5 separate regions of the Homo sapiens genome follow, and regions 2, 3, 4 and 5 are each linked to region 1. The links are chromatin contacts, found by Hi-C or POLR2A ChIA-PET in ENCODE. All regions are on one chromosome and are shown on one strand. Each heading gives the region's core, a stretch centred on a gene start or an enhancer-like site at or near the end of the contact. The rest is flanking DNA. Distances are from core to core; before and after follow the strand shown. Region 1 holds the start of ZBTB25 (zinc finger and BTB domain containing 25). Region 2 has its middle 17 kb from the start of LINC02324. Region 3 has its middle 14 kb from the start of MIR4708. Region 4 has its middle 48 kb from the start of MIR4708. Region 5 has its middle 18 kb from the start of SGPP1.

Region 1 (2,855 bases), core at 77-2,576:
AGGGGTGGCTGGGGGGTGTAGGCTTTTAGTTCCAAAAATACACCATAGGCGGCCTACCTCACCTAGAAATACCATCAAACCCACACAGTGGCCATGCCTGACTTCTCCATAACCTGAATCAAGCCAAGTATATATAATGACCTCCGCCGGATACATTCTCTACAGGTGAGTGGGGTAAACTGGCACTGCGGTCCTGGCATGGTGGAGAGTGCAATCACCAAGGTGTCTGGAGCCTTGGAGTCTTAGCTATCAAGAGGTGTAGCTAGCTCCAGCTACATCACGCTCTTCAGGCCTGGTGTCTTCTCTGTAAAACGAGAGGGATGAAACAGATTTTCTATAAGGCACCTCTCGGCTCTAAAATTTAAGATTCCAAAGTGTACTTTACATACATGACAGAATCTTGTGAGAGGATCAACAGCTCTGCCAGGACTTGAGTCTCAAGAGAAAGAATGCCAAATTTAATCCCTTGGGGTGATGCGGGCGCTAACTGTTGAAACATGCTAGGTGCCGTCAGGTTCCAGGTACTACGTTGTGCTATGCGCTGCCTCCGCAACTGGTAACAACTGATTACTCCAAATACTGAGTGCCAGAGAAGACGGTGATAAGATGGGTCAAGCTTCAAAAAGAAAAACCGGATATGCTTAGAACAAGATAAACATAATTTGAAGATAGAAAAGGGGGGGATGTCTTCTTGCCCTAGAAACGAGGTAATCACAAGCTGGGAGTGGAAACAGTAGCCGCAGCGTCCTCCCAGCATCTGGAAAGTCGCCCGCTCGTAAGAGGGGTCGGCGCTACCCGAGGGAGGCCGCAGGCCTACTGGGGTTTCCTGCTGGGGGTCGCACCCGGACCCGCGGCCGGGACGGCTCTGCACCTTCGCGGCACCCCGTGTGCCACCCTGAATCAGGCCCCGGCAGCCGCTCCTACGAGCAGCAAAGGGTGGTTCTGGGTATTGTCGGCCCAGCGCTCACTCGCGGATGTATTTTCCTCCTGTGCCCTGCCTGACATCTCAATCGGACCAAAAACACCCCTCTCCCCAGCTACTTGCATCTGTCCCGCGACTGGTGCAGCTGCAGGCCGCCGCCCTGGGTGGCTCGCGGCAGGAGGGACTGAGCCCGGGGCAGCCCACAGGGGCAGGACCGCGTCGCTTACCCAGATGCCGCCGCGGCGGCAGGCCGACTCCTCCGTGCAGGAGGGGCGGGCTCCCAAGCCGCGCACTGCAAGCAGTGGCGCCGGCTCACGCACCCCTCGGCCGCCTCTCGCGCGGCTTCCCGCGCCGGCAGCCCGCGATGGCCCCACGTGACCGCGTGTCTGGTAGCAGGGGAAAGAGGGGCGCCAGGGCCGGGGTGTGCGTGCGTGCGTGCGTGCGTACGTGCGCGCCCTCCCGCCCGCCCGCCTCAGTGGCCGGGCGGGGGTCGGCCCGCGCTCTGAGTGCCGCCGCCACAGTTCGCAGTTGTGACTCTGTAGGCGGAAGCATAGGGACAAGCCTGAGCGTCACAGGCTCCCCACAAACAACCGCGTGACCCGGGGACTTTCCCCAGGGTGTGCAAAAGCACAGGCACCCCCTCAGTTCTGGGGTGAAGGTGGGGGTGGGGAAGGATGCGCCCGCGTGTTCGCTGGGGAAGGGATGAGGGCGCGGGGCCAGGGAGGCCGAGCCGCGGGAGCCTGGGTGGAGAGGCGGACTGGGCGAGGTGGGGCATGGCGGGGGAAGTGACTCAGGGCCAGAGGCAGCAGGCCCACGGAAGGTGGGGTCGGGGGGGCGCGGGGACTGGGCGACCCTGAACCGACGGGGCAGGGCGAGGTTGCCGGAGCACTCGAGGCGGACCGCGAGTGACGGCCCAGCTGCTGGGCCCAACGGGCAGGGGTCTGACATCTGGACGGAGTGGGAAAGCAGCCTCGCATCCTGCCCTGGGGAGTCGGGAGGAGCCCAGTTCCATCCAGCTGTGCAAACAGGAGGAGGAGGAGGTCCCAAGCCTACCCTTGAGAGGGGCAAGAGGGGTGGTCAAGCCGCCGCCGCCGCGACGGCCCCCGCGGTGCGGGTTGCGCCAGCCTCCTCGGAGCTCGACGCAGAAACTTGTTGCAACAAACAGGCGACCGCGGGTGCCCCTAGCAGCCAGCGGCAGAGTGGGTGGGCGGGCGAGAGGGAGGGGAAGGCTGGCGGACGCCGCAGCGAACTGGTGGGCAGACCCGGAGTCGCCGCGTAAGCGGGGCCGGCTCAGTGCGGTGCGGCAGGCGCGGCTGTGCGGCAGCGGAAGTCCTTTGTTGCAGCACAGTCCCTGGCAGAGCCAGAGCCTCTCCGCGCAGCCCAGCCCGAGCGCCGAGCGCCGCGCGCCGCCGCCACTGCAGCTCGCGGCCCCTTCGCCTTCGCCCGCCTTTCCCGCGGCTGATTTGCCTTAAACTCCCTAAAATCTCCGCAGCTCTGGTTCCTGTTGCGGCCGGTAAGTATTTGCCAGTTGTGGGGCTATTTGCGCAACTTTGGCCCAGGCCGGAGGGCGACGGGCCGCGGGCCTGGCGGAGTGCGGGGCCGGAGGGGCGCCGATCCGTGCGGGGAGCCGGAGCGCGGCGGACGCGCTGCGAGGACCCGGTGACGGGCGGCTGCCAGGCCGCCTGCTTGTTGCCGGCGCGTCAGGTCCCGGGCGTGCGGCCTCCCTGAGTCGGAGGCGAAGCCCCTACGGAGACTAGTTCCCAAATTAGTTACCTTCTTTTCTTTCTTTCTCTGCCTTTATTTTTTTCGAGGGGGGAGGGGAGGTGTAGACGGGAGGCGGGAGAACCCGGTTGATTGACGTGCCTAGAGCCCGCTTCTCTCAACTTACAGCTGCGGCTCGGCGGCGGGTGGGAGGGGAAGTGTCCCGGAGCCC
Region 2 (2,893 bases), core at 160-2,659, 700 kb after region 1:
TGAGCCACTGTGCCCAGCCATTTTCTCTTACTTGTAGATGGATGAAGCCTATGTTACTATAATTTGCTGAGTATGTGTATTTCTCCATTTTTATTGGTCCATTTCAATTCATTTGCAAAGGGCCAATCAACTGCTACTGTGTTTAATTCCAGAATCCTGCTAGTGGAGGTTTATAAACAAGGTATCTGTGAGGAGATGGGGATCTGAAGGGTGCCCTGCAGGGAAGCTTACTCGAGCCCTGGTTGGTACCTTGGTGACCCCAAGCCCCATGCAAATCATAATGTTGGCTTTTCTGGTGTGGCTACTCCCCACCCTAAGTCACACTGTTACTATCTGGCCAGCCTAAGACCCCCAGGCAAACAAAGATGACCTCCCGGGGGCCAAGGGTAAAGACTAGACCTCTTTGAGGGGCAAGGTTCAATTCTTTACTGCACAGGTAGGGAGACTTAGGCTGCAGCCCGGCTCTGAGAAAGGTTCAGCTGGGTGGAGGAGGAGTCTCTGGGCCAAAGCTGCCCTTTGGAGGAGTCCTGGATCTTGCAGAAATGGCCTGCTTAGTGCCCACCCCCTGCACCCCTGCTCAGCACTGGCTGGGAGTAAGCCTGGGGACTGTGGCTTCAGTGTGAATGTGGGGGTGGGGTGGATGCAGAGCAGTAGCATGTGGGGTATCCAGCCAGGCCTGCTCCACAGAGCAGGAGAGCAGAGCTGGGAAGGGACAGTGGGGATGTGATCTGTTAGCCTTCTGGCTGCAGCGCAGTGCAGACCTCCCTTGCCTGATATGACTGGGTCTCCACCTCTTCCACCCCAGTCTCCTGACTCCTGCAAAAAAAGAAAAGGGGGTGTGCAGGGCTGCCAAACACAGCCATGTCAGGGTGGGCCGGTCCCTGCATTGTGCGCCCACCTGCTGCTGCTGTGTTGTAGGGGAAACCGACCAAAGCACGTAGAGTTAGAACAAAACAAGAACATGGGCTGTGGAGACAGGCTGGCTTCCATGTGCCAGTCTCTCCTGCAGCTTCTGCTCTGGCTGCTGCTCTCTCAGGATCCCGTGCAGCTTTGCCTCGGCCTCACACAGGAGAGTTCTCACACGTAAGGTGGGCCTAGGGGCTGCGGCTCAGAGTCTCCTGTATTGGGATCATTACACATGTCCAGAGTGACAGCTGAGAGGAAAGGGTCCTTGCTTGTGTGCTCAGGAGATGGCTAGGGAGGAGCCACCCCAGGGGAGTTGCCACAGCCAGAATTGCTCTGCTAGGCCCTTCCCTGAAGAGACTTCAATTCTTTTATAGATTTCTCCTTCTTAAACCCAACAAGCTGTTTGGGCAAGAAACCAGGTGAAAGAAACTGAGATTATAGGGGAAGTGTGAAGTGTAGACCAATCATGTGGAACAAGGAAGGGGCGTGACTCAAAAACATAACGTGTGTGTGTGTGTGTGTGTGTGTGTGTGTGTGTGTGCGCGTGCTGACTGGCAGAGCTGGGCCTGCTCTTTATTTGGGAGCCTGCTTGCTACTTTCACCTGTGTTTTCAGCTTGTCTTAGTGCTTTTCTCTCTCATAGTCCAATCCCAGCCCAGCAGATGGTTCACTATGCTTTTAATTGAAGAATGAGGAGGAATCTTTGCACACTTAAAAAACATCCATGGCTGGGTACAGGGGCTAATGCCTGTAGTCCCAGAACTGGGAGGCCATGGCAGGAGGGCACTTGAGCCCAGGAATTCGAGGCTGTAGTGGGCTGCGATCACTGCACTCCAGCCCGGGCGAGAGAGTGAAACTCTATCTCAAAAAAACAAAACAAGATACCATCCAATCCTGGGCCAAGCCCCCACCAACACTGATCCTAAAGGAAAGAAAGCATGGCTGCAGCAGGCACAACAGGACACAGCCCCACCCTTGGAACATCGTGCTCCTGGGGACAAGACACTGGATGCGGAAGCTGGCATCCTAGAACTGACTTTTTCGTTGAGTATTATTACTGTGTTTCCTGGATTCTAAAACACTATTGATTGCAAGATGCACCATTATTCTTTTCTTTCAAATCTAGATCTGCAAACGCCATCATTTTAATAACTGCTTTTAGGCGGAGGAAAAGAAACACAACCACATCAAACGCATGCATCAACTGAAACACCCATCCTGATTTCGGGACCCTGAAAATAAGAAAAATACAGCGCATCTTAAAACTGAAATGGGAAAAAAAAAAAGGAGAACTTATAAAAACTAAATACAGAGGAGACTTTTTCTAATTCTGGAAATGAGATGCAAAACCAATACCCACATTTTGGAATCATAGTATGAGTAGGCTTTTTACCATGTATCACTGCTATTCCTTTTTTTTTTTTTTTGAGAGGAAGAAGGCGTGAGTTGACCTGGTATTACTCACCCAAAAGTGAGGCATTGGGGATATTTATATTCAGCAAGCAGTGCAGGGTTTAAACTGGTGAGTAGATATTTGCATCTTCTAACCACAAAAGTAAAATAAGAGAACTAACTGAAATTTCAGTTTTAGAATGATGATAGCTAATACTTGTGGAGCTCCTTTTTCTCCAGGCACTGCTCTAGGTCCTTTGAATGTATTAACTCATTTAACCCCATGAAAATCCTATGAGAAGGTGCAATGAACAGCTCTAGTCATAGGGATGGGAACAAGGAATCATAGAGATATTAAGCAGTGTGCTCAGGGTCCCATTGCTAGTGTATAGACTTGCACAAGGATAGTATGGCCCTATAGCCCCTCCTCTTAACTGCACTATACGGCCTCTACTAAAGCGTAAGTGAGGGAAATAGACCAAACAAAACTGAGAGTTTGTGGGTGGAGGAAATGCTGAGTTGGGCTAAAGGCAGGAGTATGCTGGTAAAGTGGCTCTTTTCTCCCACCCCAAATGCCCTAGTTCATAACATTTGCC
Region 3 (2,853 bases), core at 223-2,722, 820 kb after region 1:
CCCAGACAGGAACATAGGAAATACCTTGACAGATCCAGAAGTTCAGGACTGTTTGCCACTACATGAGGAAGAAGAAAAGCCAGCAGAACTGTTTCTTTTTAGTAGCCAGATTCGTTTAGCAAAAGCTCTGTCTTCTTAAGGGAACAAAATCAAAATGAAATTAAGAAGAGAACACAGACTTCTTGGATAATTAGGAAGATGATACCACTGCTTGCAAAGGCATATGCTTTCCTTCAAAGGCAAATCAAAAAGTGCATTTTTCATTCATTAATGCCTGCAGGCACTCATTCACTTAGTGCTGGGCACTGAATGGAATACAAAATTGTGCAAGACTCAGCTCTTGCCTTCAATTTTATCCTAGTAAGCTTTTCAATATAATTGTTTTAAATTTTTTTTTGTAGAGATGGGGATCTTGCTATATTGCCCAGGCTGGTCTCGGACTCTTGGGCTCAAATGATTCTCCTGCCTTGGCCTTCTGAAGTGCTGGTATTACAGGCATGAGCCACCATGCCTGGCCCTAGCAAACATTTATTGAGCATCTCTCTGTGTCAGACACTGGGCTCCATCCCAGGATTTAAAACTAAATAGCTGGGCGTGGTGGCTCATGCCTGTAATCCCAGCACTTTGGGAGGCCAAAGTGGGTGGATCACCTGAGGTCAGAAGTTTGAGACCAGCCTGGTCAACATGATGAAACCTTCTCTGTACTAAAAATACAAAAATTAGCTGGGCATGGAGGTGCATGCCTGTAATCCCAGCTACTCAGGAGGCTGAGGCAGGAGAATCACTTGAACCTAGGAGGTGGAGGTTGCAGTGAACTGAGATTGCCTGGGCAATAGAGTGAGACTCTGAAAGAAAGAGAGAGAGAGAAAGAGAAAGAAAGAGAGAAAGAAAGAAAGAAAAAGGAAGGAGAAAAAAATAGAGCACAATTTCTTACCTTAAGGAGAAAATCTGGTGGATTTGCTAATAAAATGTCTTCACACTTCTAATATTCTAAACATTGACTTGAACAGATATTATTCTTGCCTGTGATTCTGTCAGTTTTCTGGCCCTTGTTGGAAGAATAAATCCTCTGAATTTATTCTAGAGGCCTGGCAGTTCAGCTCTGAGCTCACAGTAGTTGTGACTGAGAGAAAAAATGGTCTGTTTCCCTATCTCTCCCCTACAGGTCTAAAAATGTACCTGGCTGGATCAGGAACATCCACTTTTTTCTCCAAATGAGAGGTTACACAAAGTGAGTCATTTTTCTAGCTTTTTAAAAAGCTTGATTCAACCTTCCAATTTCCCACCTTTCTCTTCCACCTGCCTTGTTTAATAATTAGGCTGTTTAATAAATGCATTTGATGAGGAGGAGCGGGAGGAGGATGGTGATTGTTAGGCCTTACAAGTCCCTGGGGAATGTAACAGCGTCCTCAGCCAGAGTCACTATGTTCTGGGTTGTCCCCTGAGCATCTTGCTGAGTGAAAAGGCCAGAGGCCCTTCCTGCTTTAGGGTGCAGGTTTGACTGACCTTGGGTCATTCTTTCCCTAAGTGCCCTGCCAAGAAACCAGGTTTGGTTCTTATCTCTTAACTTCCTTTTTGTTCTGCTCCTAGTTTAGCTTACATTTTTCTTACTTGGAGCTTTTACTAACAGCAGATGACCACTACTTTTCAAGTACCTGCTGGGCTTGGAAGGTAGAGAGCAAACTAGACTGGGTGAGGTGAGAAAAATCATCCAGGCCAGCTTGTGACAATGCAGAAGGGTCAGGAGGCCTCACTGGTGAAGCACATTTCAGTAGGCAGGCACGCAAGGCATGGACTTCAGGAAAGGAAGTGGTGGGAACCTACCCACAGATGAGAGAGAAACAGAGACAGCAGGACAGGGAGAGGTCGAGCTGGAGACAGACAGACACACATGTACGGGGGCCAGTGGGGAGGAGAGGAGAGAGACTATGTTCACAGTGACAGGCTACATAGCCTGGGGGTAAAAGGAGTCACAGAGATATGGGTTCATATTTCAGCTCCACCATTTACTAGCTCTATGTGACTTGCATATTACTAAGCAAGTCACTTAGCCTTCTCTAGCTTCTGTTTCCTCATCTATAAAATAGAGCTAATAATACCTATCTTGCACAGTCATTGTGAGAACTAGTGATAAAATATGCCAAGTCACTTGCACACAATAGGCCCTCAATTAATGGCAGCTGTAGTTATTTTTGGAGTACTTTTTATGTTCTAAGTACTAGCTAAGTTTGGGGGATATGGGTAGAAAGTGTGGTGTGACAAATAGGAATATCCAATGAATGGTCCTAAGAGCTCCTTTTGGGTTTGCCTGGCAATGGGCTACCTTACTGTTTCCCCAAGAGGAGAGGCTGGCTGTGCCCAACTTCAACTTCCTATGGTACCAGGAGATCTGAAGACACTAGCTGGGCATTTCATAGCACTTCCTTAAGCCTTGGGCCCCTATGCTCATGCTGATCAGTGTCTGAACCCTGAAATACTTTCCCACCACAGCAAAGTCCCTCTCAAGTTGACCTATGAAAAGGAAGAGGTACCAGGGGTCCCTCCTCAGATGATTGATGGTGCATCCAGCTGCACCCCAAAAAGCCCAACTGTCTACAGGATCCAGGGAGAGAAGAGGACCTGGATACCTGCACCTTTCTTGAGTTTTACCTGCCAACACCAATTAGCTTTTGTCTTAAATATATCTTATGGCTAGGTGCAGTGGCTCACACTTGTAATCCCAGTGCTTTGAGAGGCCAAGGCAGGAGGATTACTTGAGGCCAGGAGTTCAAGACCAACCTGGGAAATATAGCAAGACCCCACCTCTACAAAAAAAAAAAATTAAAAACTAGCTGGGTGTGGTGGTGTGTGCCT
Region 4 (3,049 bases), core at 334-2,833, 780 kb after region 1:
CTCGCTCTGTCACCCAGGCTGAAGTGCAGTGTGCAATCTCGGCTCACTGCAACCTCCACCTCCTAGGTTCAAGCAATTCTCCTGTCTCAGCCTCCCCAGTAGCTGGGATTACAGGCATGCGCCACCACGCCCGGCTATTTTGTATTTTTAGTGGAGACGCAGTTTCACCATATTGGTCAGGCTGGTCTCGAACTCCTGACCTCAGGTAATCCACCTACCTCGGCCTCCCAAAGTGCTGGGATTACAGGCGTGAGCCAGTGTGCCCGGCCAGTTGAATATAATCTTAACCAATACACACACAATTTTGATAAATGAGTTCTTTGGGGAGAGGACTGGGATTGGACTGTCATAGGTAGGAAATGTTTGCTTTACCTGTATGTTTCAAGTTTGATGTCAGGAATGTAGTCGTGTACTCTTTTGTAATTAAAAATAAATCTGTTTTATAATAAATAAAAGGAAAAAAGAGGGATGGGAACCTGTAGATTCAAGAAGACCTAAGAAATATATCAACTATAATGGATGATTGGATGCAGGAAAAAAACAAAAAGAAATATATCAACCAATTGCAATGTATGAGTCTTATTTGGATCTTGATTTAAACCCCAAATTTTTTAAATGTACAAGATAATCGGGGAAATTTTAATATTAATCAGATATTCTATATTAAGGAATTATTGTTTTTATGAATGCTAACAATATTGTAGTGATGTATTTAGAGTGTTCTTCTCTTTTAGACTCTAAAACATGGTTTTCGACCTTGTCACAATTGTTATTTTGAGCCATGTAGTTCTTTGTCGTGAGGCGCTGGCCTGTGCATTGCAGAATGTTTCGTAGCAGCCCTGTTTCTACCCTGTCTTCCAGTAGCTAGATGCTGGGTGCACACCCCCTCCCCCCAACGTTGTAAAAACAAAAAAAGGTCTCCACATATTGCCAAATGTCCCCTAGGGGGCAAAACTGTCCTGGGCTGAGAATAACAGCTCTAAAATTTAGAGATACTGACTGGACTATGTATGGGCGAAATGATTCGATGACTGGATTTTGCTTCAAAATAATCCAGGTGATGGGGAGGGAGGGCGGTGGGTAAAATGTTCCATGATGGAAAGTTTAACATACATTTAAAATTTTTTAAAGAGTCCATTCGGACTTCTCTTTACATCAATATGGGGAACTTAATATTCTTAAATAGTCTCTCACTATAAGACAGGAATATACTGGATAAAATGCAACAGATGTTCACCTCCTCGGTCCAAGATCTTGTCTCATGTCTTCCACAAGAGCATTAAAATCCAAGGATCTAAGTTCCAAGTATGACTGGGCAAGGCAAGCCCTCCCTCCCAACCCTCCCCGCCAGGCATTCTCGGTGCTGCACCCCGGGCATACTCAGCTAGGAGCTGCTCCTACGTCTTCTTCAGTTGCTTGGTAACCCTAACTCCTGAGATGTCCTCTCAGCTCTGCCCCCTGGGCCTCCTCCTTTCCCAGTCCCCAAGCTTAAGCTAGAGGGGGTGTGCTTGGAGCCAGATTCATTAGGGCCATGCCTTGCCCATCCCTGCGAGGGCCCAGACCATGAGCCTCCTCCTCACTGTTTGCAGCTGCTCTCTACAGAGCACTGAGCAGCCCACGCTTTCACCAGGCTCACACCTGCGCCCGTGTTCTCCACCAGCTGCTTCACTCCAGGCCGTGCTCGGGACAGCCGGGCCTTTCTAGGGCCCACGCGCCCCTGGGCGTCTCCGCTGAGACCGACTTTCACGCCCACCTGGTCTTCCCCAAGACATGGAGCCTTCAAAGGTTTCATCAGAATTCCCTCAGGATGTGGGTTTTGAGTTGTCATCCGAGCCCATCAGGGGCCAGAGTGTAGGTGGGCCCAGGGGCCTCTGAGCTGGAGGCTAATGGGGCTTGAAAGGCCTCTGAGCGGAGCCAGGAACCCGCCCTCTGGGGGCCTGGGAGCCGGGCTGCGCGCTCAGGTCCCAACACGAGGTCTGAGGCGCTCTCTGCTTGCTTCAGGGGCCGCAGAGGGAGGCTGACCATAGCTGCGACACCCCCTCAGTGCTGGACACCGGGCAGGAAGCCTCTCTTGCACCGACTAGACCAGAAGGGCAGACATTTTCCCGACAAGGAAGGGAAGCAAGATTGAGTAAGATAAGCCCGGTTATTTTTATGCAGACATTGTTCCAACCACAACGACTGTTTTCGAAGGTGGGTGGTATTTGTTTGGTGGAAGGATCTTTGAGGTAAGAGGCAGCAGGGTGCTTCAGCACCACCACTTCCTTTACTTTTCTGAGTGTTCCCTTATCAAGCCACCAGTTTGGGTTCTGCTCCATTTTTCTGTCTGGTAAAGAAGTAGAATGAGGTGAAATCTGGCTACCTACTTCCCCTGGGGGGACGGTCATGGCTGCTGGTGAGTTTCAAGTGATTTGAGAACTGTTGGTATACTTAAGTGAGGAGCTCTTTCCCTCCCCTTCATAGAAATGGAATAATGTGCAGGTTCCTAACGGGACTTAGGAGTCGGAGAGCCCTGGGTTCAAATCCCAGAGCCTCCATATTTTGGTTGTGTGAAAAAAAACAGTAGGCAAGGTAGTCAACATGTCTGTGCCTCACCTTCCCCATACATAAAGCCTACTTTTTCATAAGGTTGTTGTGTGGGTATTAAGTCTCAGTAGATGCCTACTTGAAATATTTGGGGGGACAGCTGTGGCCAGGCGCGGTGGCTTATGCCTGTAATCCCAGCACTTTGAGAGGCCGAGGCAGGAGGATCACCTGAGCCCAGGAGTTTGAGACCATCCTGGGCAACATGGTGAAACCCCATCTCTACGAAAAATACAAAAAATTAGCTGGGTGCAGTGATGTTTGCCTGTGGTTCCAGCTACTCTGAAGGCTGAGGAGGGAGGATCACTTGAGCCCAGAAGACAGAGGTTGCCGTGAGCGCCATGACACTCCAGCCTGGGCAACAGAGTCAGACCCCCATCTCAAAAAATAATAATAATAATAATAATGTGGCTGTGCCTATGATCACAGGCGTTATAAACAATAGCTGCAACGTATTGAAAGCCTG
Region 5 (3,228 bases), core at 85-2,584, 760 kb before region 1:
CCTATTCCCAAATAAATATAATTTTTGTTTAGAGAGCCTCTGTTAATTAGGGTAACAATGGTGAGACTAGAAATAGCTAGGTAGGTTTGTAGGTTTTTAAAACAGCTGAAAGTGTTCATTAGAGAATGAAGAGATGAGGTTAAACCTCACTGTGGAAAAATTTAAAATCGATGCTACAAAATTGTACTTTATTCTTTGGCAACAGAGAGCTACAAAAAGGAACAAAAAGAGGACAAAAGAATGCTGGGATTGGAATAGTAATCTTTAGGAAGACTAATTTGCTAGTAATAAGAAAAATTAGGCCAGGTGCGGTGGCTCACCCCTGTAATCCCAACACTTTGGGAGGCCGAGGAGGGAGGATCACCTGAGGTTAGGAGTTCCAGACCAGCCTGGCCAATATGGTGAAACCCCATCTCTACTAAAAATACAAAAATTAGCCAGGCGTGGTGGCAGACGTCTGTAATCTCAGCTACTTGGGAGGCTGAGGCAGGAGAATTGCTTGAACTCAGTAGGTGAAGGTTGCAGTGAGCCGAGATCGCACCATTGCACTGTAGCCTGAGCAACAAGAAAAAAAAAGAAAGAAAGAGAAGAGAGAGAGGAGAGAGAAGAGAGAGAGAAAGAAAAAGAGAGAAAGAAAGAAAGAGAGAGGAAGGAAGGAAGGAAGGAGGGAGGGAGGAAGGGAGGAAGGAAGGAGAAATTAACTAAGATGGGAGCTGAGGAATCTAGATAGTAATGTAATGGGGAAAGATGAGGTTATTAAGGTCCTGAACAAGAGGAGTGGCAAGGGATAGGAGAGGCAGAGGTAGGGTATTCAGAAAATATCTCCTGTTAGAATAAAATAATATAAAATCAATTTTTAGAATTCTACATACAAAGATAGACTATGCCAACTAAAAACCAAATCCAACAGAATTATTATGGTGGGGAGAGGACTGCTGCAGTCCTCCCTCAGTATCCATGGGGGATTGGTTCCAGTACCCCCTCCCAACTGCCCTCATACCTTGTAATCGCCCACTGCACAGACAAAATCAATTCACTGAGACTGCAGCAGTGCAGTAGAGAAAGAATATAATTGACACAAGGCTGACCCATATGGGAAAAAACTGGAGTTACCACTCAAATCAGTCAGTCTCTCAGAAGGCTCAGAGGCTGTGGTTTTTATGGACAATTTGGTGGGCAGTGGGGGCTAGGGAATGGGTGCTGCTGACTTGTTGTGGATGAAATCATAGGTGTAAGGAACACTGTCCTCATGCACTGAGTCCACCTCTGGATAGGGCCACAGGAGCAGTTGAGTCATGAGTCACAAGTACAGGTGGGGTCCGTCTGAAAAACATCTAAAAATAAAACCAATCTGAGGTTCTACAGTAGTGATGTTATCTATAGGAGCAATTGGGGAAGTCACAAATCTTGTGACCTCTGGCCACGTGACTCCTGAGCAGCAGGGGGTTGGAAACTACGCCTACATTTTAGCAGAGTTCAAGCATAGCAGAGTTCAAGCCCCTCCCATGATCCTATTCTTGTGGCCTTTCATTAGTCTTACAAAGGTAGGTTTTGGTCCCTGAGCAAGGAGGGCGTTAGTTTTAGGGGAAGGATTACTACTGTCCTTGCTTTCAAGTTAAAGTATAAACCAAATTCTTCTCGAAGTTAGCTTGGCCCATGTCCAGGAGGCGACCTTGGTGTCAGAAGCAAGATTGAGTCGACTATGTCAGATTTCTCTTACTGTCATAGTTTTGAAAAAGTTGGTTTCACACTAAAAGCTGCAGATGCTGAAGTCTGTGATATAAAATGGTGTAGTATTCACATATAACTTACACACATCCTCATGTACTTTAAACCATTGCTCGTTTACTATAATGCCGAATACAATGGAAATGCTATGAAAATAGCTGTTAGTTTTTTGTTTGTTTGCTTGTTTATTTGTTTTTGAGATGGAGTCTTGCTTTTTTGCCCAGGCTGGAGGGCAGTGGCATGGTCTTGGCTCACTGCAACCTCCACCTCCTGGGTTCAAGTGATTCTCCTGCCTCAGCCTCCTGAGTAGCTGGGATTACAGGCGTGCCACCACACCCAGCTAATTTTTTTGTATTTTTAGTTAGAGACGGGGTTTCACCATGTTGGCCAGGCTGGTCTCAAACTCCTGACCTCAGGTGATCTGCCCACCTCAGTCTCCCAAAGGGCTGGGATTACAGATGTGAGCCACTGCACCCGGGCTTGGTTTTTAAATTTGCATTATTTTTATCGCTGCATTGTTATTTTGTATTTTTTAAACATTTCTGATCCGTGTTTGGTTCAATCCCCGAATGCAGAACTCGCGGATACAAAGGGCCAACAGCATTGCAATAGAAACATGTGACCTTAAGACAGGTAAGTTTTCAAAAGTTAGGCAAAAAGGGTTTTTCTTTTAGAGAAAGAACTAGGCTAGAAAGAACCAGGTATGGGAAGGTGGGATAAAGGGTGGACTGATGGGAGAGTAGGTCAGATAATGCTTTACCCTGAAGGCCTCCTATCCTCAGCGAGTGCCTTTAAGGAGTGGCTTTCTGCTGGTCAGGGTCCTGGGGGAAGGAAAAAAAGAACCTTAACCAAAGTGTGGTTAAAAAACCTTTTTTTTTTTTTTTTTTTTTTTTGAGCCGGAGTCTTGCAATGTTGCTCATGCTGGAGTGCAGTGGCACAATCTTGGCTCACTGCAGCCTCCACCTCCCAGGTTCAAGTGATTCTCCTGTCTCAGCCTCCAGAGTAGCTGAGATTACAGGCGTGCCATCATGCCTGGCTAATTTTTGTATTTTTAGGAGAGACGGGGGGGTTCACCATGTTGGCCAGGCTGAAATAAACACTTTTTGTTTCTGTTGATACAGTGAGGACAAAACATTTCAGCTAGTTATTTGTGAGGAGAGGAATGGAGATTTGGACAGCCTGTGTCTGGCACTGTCATAGCTAAACAAGGTAGGCATCCCTGAGTCTTATCTAACTCATATGGGGGAGTAGCTATTTTTTTAGAACACAAAAAGATGAAGGGATTTCCTAACCTTCAGGTTAAGTTCAACATTATCAAATAAAATGGCATTATTTTCTACTCAGATTCCCATTAAGGAATAAAAGTGTTAGTATTCTTTGGGTGTCAATGGCAACACTATTTGAGTTTCATTTCAACACCCAGGTGTCATCATTCACTCTGACACACCCACATTCAGTGATAGGACAAGGACTCTAGTATTTTTACGTTTATGGAACAGA

What was found. A loop is a pair of places that touch in the nucleus more often than their neighbours do. ChIA-PET counts read pairs that join two places held with the same protein, here RNA polymerase II (POLR2A). Pooled maps may share reads with other maps.
Region 2: a map of B cell shows a loop between it and region 1 (15-fold over the local background). The contact joins the enhancer-like site here to the promoter of ZBTB25 in region 1. A Hi-C loop is called at or near these places in 1 of 168 maps with a recorded cell type or tissue (B cell), 5 of 37 single-sample maps with no recorded cell type and 8 of 50 pooled maps.
Region 3: a map with no recorded cell type shows a loop between it and region 1 (4-fold over the local background). The contact joins the enhancer-like site here to the promoter of ZBTB25 in region 1. A Hi-C loop is called at or near these places in 1 of 37 single-sample maps with no recorded cell type and 2 of 50 pooled maps. POLR2A ChIA-PET finds 5 or more read pairs at or near these places in 2 of 52 experiments (OCI-LY7 and PC-9).
Region 4: a pooled map shows a loop between it and region 1 (4-fold over the local background). The contact joins the enhancer-like site here to the promoter of ZBTB25 in region 1. A Hi-C loop is called at or near these places in 2 of 37 single-sample maps with no recorded cell type and 4 of 50 pooled maps. POLR2A ChIA-PET finds 5 or more read pairs at or near these places in 3 of 52 experiments (CD8-positive, alpha-beta memory T cell, HepG2 and activated T-cell).
Region 5: a map of B cell shows a loop between it and region 1 (7-fold over the local background). The contact joins the enhancer-like site here to the promoter of ZBTB25 in region 1. A Hi-C loop is called at or near these places in 1 of 168 maps with a recorded cell type or tissue (B cell), 5 of 37 single-sample maps with no recorded cell type and 6 of 50 pooled maps. POLR2A ChIA-PET finds 5 or more read pairs at or near these places in 2 of 52 experiments (H1 and OCI-LY7).

The regions. Positions count from the first base shown.
Region 1 is chr14:64,502,512-64,505,366 of GRCh38, forward strand. ZBTB25 (zinc finger and BTB domain containing 25) reads right to left here and starts at 1,327. Exons shown (of 3, transcript NM_006977.5): 1 at 1,150-1,327. ZBTB1 (zinc finger and BTB domain containing 1) reads left to right here and starts at 2,259. Exons shown (of 2, transcript NM_001123329.2): 1 at 2,259-2,435. RefSeq lists enhancers at 459-578, 639-738, 1,509-1,598, 1,699-2,369 and silencers at 1,059-1,488, 2,089-2,348, 2,459-2,568.
Region 2 is chr14:65,204,187-65,207,079 of GRCh38, forward strand. No RefSeq gene overlaps it. Among named protein-coding and RNA genes, the nearest start is that of LINC02324, 17 kb to the right of the region's middle. RefSeq lists an enhancer at 846-955. Within about 2 kb of position 1,410, at least 7 of the 41 ENCODE cell types and tissues checked have a DNase peak (open chromatin) inside an H3K27ac peak, as active enhancers do; they include B cell, where a contact is called at or near this core.
Region 3 is chr14:65,319,664-65,322,516 of GRCh38, forward strand. No RefSeq gene overlaps it. Among named protein-coding and RNA genes, the nearest start is that of MIR4708, 14 kb to the right of the region's middle. RefSeq lists enhancers at 1,604-1,713, 1,934-2,023. Within about 2 kb of position 1,473, at least 6 of the 41 ENCODE cell types and tissues checked have a DNase peak (open chromatin) inside an H3K27ac peak, as active enhancers do; they include OCI-LY7 and PC-9, where a contact is called at or near this core.
Region 4 is chr14:65,285,713-65,288,761 of GRCh38, forward strand. No RefSeq gene overlaps it. Among named protein-coding and RNA genes, the nearest start is that of MIR4708, 48 kb to the right of the region's middle. RefSeq lists an enhancer at 1,682-1,921. Within about 2 kb of position 1,584, at least 6 of the 41 ENCODE cell types and tissues checked have a DNase peak (open chromatin) inside an H3K27ac peak, as active enhancers do.
Region 5 is chr14:63,744,822-63,748,049 of GRCh38, forward strand. No RefSeq gene overlaps it. Among named protein-coding and RNA genes, the nearest start is that of SGPP1, 18 kb to the left of the region's middle. RefSeq lists an enhancer at 1,261-1,690. Within about 2 kb of position 1,335, at least 4 of the 41 ENCODE cell types and tissues checked have a DNase peak (open chromatin) inside an H3K27ac peak, as active enhancers do; they include B cell and OCI-LY7, where a contact is called at or near this core.